Regions from separate parts of the Homo sapiens genome. Here region 2 is linked to region 1. A link is an interaction called in ENCODE POLR2A ChIA-PET data of the cell type or tissue named here. Cell type or tissue: CD4-positive, alpha-beta T cell. All regions are shown on one strand. Region 1 holds the start of LOC101928512 (a long non-coding RNA gene). Region 2 overlaps CD247 (CD247 molecule).

Region 1 (2,500 bases):
TGAGACCCCCACCATGCCAGCTCCTAGCGCTAAAGCAGGCTGGTACCTCACACTGCTTTCAGAATCTTCTAAGACACTGTGGGTGTGAGGTCTTCCAGGCAGGCATCAGCACCCACCAAGCCGGTCCTCAGAAAACGACTGGAGGTAGAGAAAGCAGGGCTGGAAAGAGACAAAGAAATTCCAGGACTGTCCTCACTAGCATATTCTAAACGAAGCAGATCTTCAGGCAGCCGTGTTAGGTATGATGTCCCCGAGAGAGTACACATTAACATGACAAAGTTTGAGGAATGAACATAAGATGGCCATGCAATGTCAAAGTCATGGCTCACTTGGGTGCTTCTCTGACAGAAGAGATAGAGTGTGGCACCAGTAGTCCCTGTTGGGTTCTGTGTCTACAACAGAGAGCTTTGGGGCTGCCCTCCCTCACAGAGCAGGCTTTCTGCAAATGCTCAGGTAGGGCTGGATATATTCGTAGAATCTTCCAGACCCATCCAACCCAGAAGGTGGTGGTCCCCGAAGAGTGGTGGTGTACATGAGAAGCTGGGGGAACGTGTTACAAGGCAGACCCCTGGGCCGGCCTTCAGAGAGTCTCATTCACCTGCTCTGGAAACACTGCTAAGGACTTGGCCTCTGCTGTGAGCCAAGAGGAGGAAAGAAACCCCTCTCACTCTAGAACTACCTTTTTCTGCCTCAACCACCTTTTTTCCTGTCTTTTAAAAATTTCCAAAATTCTCTGCATCTGTAGTTTTTGTTAAGTACTTTGTCATGCCACCTGGTTAGCTCAAGCCAGAGACAATCAGGAAAAAGCTCTATCAGTGGCTGTCAACTCAGCCACTTCCCTCCGTACCGTGGTCCCTCATTCCTGCAGCTGGGTGGGAGCCAGCACAGCCCCAGGCACAGGCAGTGCCGGCATGTATTCTCGGAGCTCCACACAGGAATGTCCCACTCTAGAAGGGAAGATAAAATTTAGCGCTCTCCATGCACTGGGTATGTGTGCCAGGAAAGCCCTGAAACTTTTGCTCACAGGGCTCAAAATGAAAGCAGCTGTTGATTCCGAGAGTGGCAGGTTTGACGACATTTGGAGTCCCCCTATGTGAGAACGGAGAGACCCCTGGCGCTTCCTCCCTGCTATCTGAGGAAGGGGGAGGGGGCGGGGGGTGGGAAGGCCCAGCCTCTCAGGGTTGCGTCTCTCCGGGGCTTCCCAAGGAGGCAGCGCCGGCCCTCCCAGTCTTGCCACTGTCGCCGTGCTCGTGTGCCGGGCCAGCCGGAGCCAGGCCCGATCCTGGCCACTGTGCCCACCACCGAAGGCAGGCCCCAGGCCGGGTCCCTCTCCTTGCCTGTCTGGGGGACCCTGGTGTCGGGCTCCTTTGATATCTAAAAACCAGACCCTCGGCCCCCAGCGCCGGAGCCCGGCGCAGATCCACGCCCTGGTCTCTCAGCGCGGGGGCCTGGGGGCGGGTGCGGTTCGGGGACAAGGGACCGCAAGTGGGGGCGGGCGGCAGCGTGTGAGCAGCTCAGATGGGAGATCACGCGCGATAACCCGGGCCCTGGATGGCAGCGCTCGACAGGAAACCTCGAGCGAGGAGCCAGCTGGGGGCCGGCGGGGCGGGGCTGCTGCTCCCGTAACCGCACGGGAGCCGCGGCTGGCGGCAACACGGGGCTGGGAGCCCACCTTGGCTGCATGGTGAGGAAGGGCCGGAGGTTCCTTCCCAGGCCCAGCCTCCTCTCTGTCTTGCGGAGGGCGTCCTTCACGGGTGTGGTTTGTGACTTTGGGACGGCGGTCCCGGCCGCCTGGGCTTTGGGCGTAGTGGGAGAGCTGCCCAGCCCGCAGTGCACCCGGCGTAGCTTTGACCCGGGAGGGACCCGGCCCCAAGCCGGACGCGGGGAGGCCAGGGCGGAGAGGCGGCGTGAGCGCGGCTTAGCAGGCTGAAGCTCGTCTCTTTAAAATCCCAGCGAAATATTCACCTATAGCGTATCGGTGACGGTTTTAAAATCCAAGTGGCATTTCCTCTCCCAGCCTCCGAAAAACTCGGTGCAGTGGGCAGCGGCTCGGCGGGGCGTCCCCCTGTGCCTTGCGTCCGGGCGGGCGGCCCGCAGCGGGAGGAGCCCAGGCGCGGGCACCGAGGGGCGGAGGCCTGGCCCCGGCTCGGGGAGCTCCGGGAGGAGCTTGGGCTTGGGCTAGCCGATGGATGCACGGGTTTCTTCCGGGGAAGCTGCGGGGGCCACAGGGACTCTGAGGAGGCGCCCTCAACAGCCTGGGACCGGCAGGACGGATCCCAGAGCGAGGGCGACCAGCGAGCGAGGCAGGTGCGGCCCTCCTGGCTCCCCCTCCGCCCCTGTCCTCCCTTGCGTTGCCCAGGCAGCCTGAGCTCCCAAGGCCCAGAGGGTCTCCAGCTTACAGTTGCAGTGGGACTGATTCGGTGGATCGGAAAAGCGCTTTCATCTCACTCGGCTGCTGGTGAAAGCATCTCGTCCTTACAGCACTGGATAATAACAATAG
Region 2 (2,500 bases), 54 kb before region 1:
GTTGCCTTTGCCAAGCCATGGCAGGTGGGGAGGAGGGCTCAGAATGGAAACCAACATCACCATTTAAGATTAACAAACCCCTACCCCCCTCTTTTGCTGTAGATACTAGAGTCTACTGTGTCTTCTTGTATTTTGCTAATTCCCCACCATGCAAAATTGTACTGGCTCCAAGACAGAATGTGAATGACAGCCCTCAGTTAGACCTGCCCTTTCATCATCTGGGCTGGGCATGATGGGAGAGAAGTATGATAGGGGAAAGAGTAGAAAAGACAGGCTGGGGGAGGGGGTAGAGGTTGCAACCTGTTCCCCTGGGTTTACTGGCCTGAGCTGCCTGCTGCAGGGAGAAGGCAGCTGAGCCAGGTGACCCATCACGTGAAAAGCCTGAGCCCAAGCCCCAGGGGTTGCAGGTCAGTGTGGGTGTTGGCAATGTGCACGCCAGCATGTATTTACCCATAGGCTCTGGTGGTTGCAGGTGTCTGTGCCCCCTGTGGGCATATGCTGGCGCATGTGGTGCTGTGTGTTTGTAGGTGTGTCCTGACATGCATGTGCAGGTGTGCATGTGTTGGTGTGTGTGGTGCACTGTATGCTCACCTGTATGCTGATGGATGTGTGCCTGCATCTGCAGGGATGTGTTTTTATGTGCAGCAGTGAGTGATTTTGTATGTATGGTGTGTGTGTTTAGGAGGAGTTTGGTGGCAGCAGGACAGCTCCATAGAAGGAAGGGCAAACATTACTTCAACTCAGGGCTGGCAGTCTGGGTTCTGAGTAGGTGAGCAGAAAGTCAGAGATGTCACAGATCATGTTCCAGGGATTCTGTGGAGAAGGGAGACAAGAAAACCTCTGTCGGATCATGGAGAGGTGTGAGTGGCTTCTTCATAGCTGCATAGACTTTTCAGGTTGGTCTGGCCTGACTCCCGTCAGAGGTCTCTCATCTTCCAAGTAAGCCTGGGGTCTTTCCTTTTTTGTAGCTTCCTTCCTCTCAATTCTCCCGACTTAGAATGCAGACGCCACTCCATCCCCCACCTGCGGAAACCCTGTTCACCCCTTAATTCTAAGCCCAGATGTATGGGGATCTCCCAGACCCACTGTTGACATTGTTACCAGCGTTAAAGTGACACAAGCAGGTGGAAAATTGTTGTTCTCAGAATTCAGGGTCAAAAACCCAACAGAAATAGTTCCCTAGAGTGAGGCGTTCCCAGAGAAGAGACTCGGCACCCAGATAGTTTCAGGAACATTTATCTGTCAGCGGAAAATGTCAACAGCTCCCCAAATTCTCACCAGTTCTTCCCACAGTGTCCATCCTATGTATTTTGGCTAAAATAGGCAAACACGCATTTAATCTTCTTTTTTTTTCACCCTCGGAATAGGTTGGCAAACAATCCAATAAGGTGGTTCCCAATGACCTACTTTGCCCATCAAGATAACCAGATGGATAATGATTTCTTTTCTTTTCTTTTTTTTTTTTTTTTTTTTTGAGACAGAGTTTCGCTTCGCTCTTGTTGACTAGGCTGGAGTGCAATGGCGCGATCTCGGCTCACCACAACCCCCATCCTGGGTTCAAGTGATTCTCCTGCCTCAGCCTCCTGTGTAGCTGGGATTACAGGCATGTGCCAACACACCCGGCTAATTTTGTATTTTTAGTAGAGACAGGGTTTCTCCATGTTGGTCAGGCTGGTCTCAAACTCCCGACCTCAAGTGATCCACCTGCCTCGGCCTCCCAAAGTGCTGGGATTATAGGCATGAGCCACCGCGCCCAGCCATGATTTTTAATATCTGATTATTTAAACCATCTGACAGGCCACTTGACTTACCAATTGAGTAAATATTTACCAAGCACCTCTCATGTGCCCCAAATCAAACCAACAGTCCTGTAGATGGTTGGCTCAACCAGCCCACTGGCCAGGCCAGTGTTTTGAAGATGAAGGTTAAATGATTGAGAGCCCATAAGCACAAGAAAGTGTCCCTGGTCCCGGAAACCATGTTCTCAATTTTTGCAAAAAAGTCTAAATTTGTCTTCAGGCTCACTTCTTTATGGTCTCATCTAATTTTCATCATTGTGTGGGGCCTGTGCTAATTTCCATGCTGAGTTTAGTAGCAAAGGAAGCATATATGGAGGATACCACCCAGGACTTTTGAGTCAGCCAAGAGAGCTTCAGAAATTCCTCCTTTGATTTCCACAGAGTCGAGAGAAATCTTTGTCTTTTCTCCCACTTAACTATCAACACTTCAAAGCCCAGACCTACATAAAATACACAAATGCTTTCTGGACAAAATGAATCTTGTCCGTTTTCTTTGGGTTTCATTGGGAACAATAAAGATTGAGCTACAAAAGGTTGGCAAAGAGGATTATCCTTTTTCTTTCTATTAAACATAGAGGCTTCAAAAGAACAGCTCAGAAAGTCAAATAATTGTATCCACCATCGCTCACCCATCCATCTCCCTGCTGACCTGGCCTGTGAAATCCCCTTTAAAAACTTAGCCAGCTCTCACCTGCCCATTG

Evidence for each region. Peaks named below come from ENCODE experiments on the same cell type or tissue, not always from the same donor. Only the 100,000 strongest peaks of a DNase experiment are listed, where the experiment ranks them.
Region 2: POLR2A ChIA-PET joins it to region 1 with 19 read pairs; 12 of 35 experiments call an interaction of 5 or more read pairs at or near these places.

What each region holds. Positions count from the first base shown.
Region 1 is chr1:167,454,664-167,457,163 of GRCh38, reverse strand. All of the region lies in intron 1 of CD247 (CD247 molecule), which reads left to right. LOC101928512 (a long non-coding RNA gene) reads right to left here and starts at 2,098. Exons shown (of 4, transcript XR_007066724.1): 1 at 1,966-2,098; 2 at 47-159. RefSeq lists silencers at 1,275-1,504, 1,845-1,934, 2,025-2,114, 2,135-2,244. In CD4-positive, alpha-beta T cell, no CTCF peak of the experiment used is centred here; DNase peaks (open chromatin) are centred at 372, 1,143, 1,543 and 2,093; H3K4me3 peaks cover 2,494 bases; H3K27ac peaks cover 2,500 bases.
Region 2 is chr1:167,508,344-167,510,843 of GRCh38, reverse strand. The region is part of intron 1 of CD247 (CD247 molecule); the gene reads left to right. Among named protein-coding and RNA genes, the nearest start is that of CD247, 8.9 kb to the left of the region's middle. In CD4-positive, alpha-beta T cell, no CTCF peak of the experiment used is centred here; DNase peaks (open chromatin) are centred at 483, 1,053 and 1,383; H3K4me3 peaks cover 1,440 bases; H3K27ac peaks cover 1,548 bases.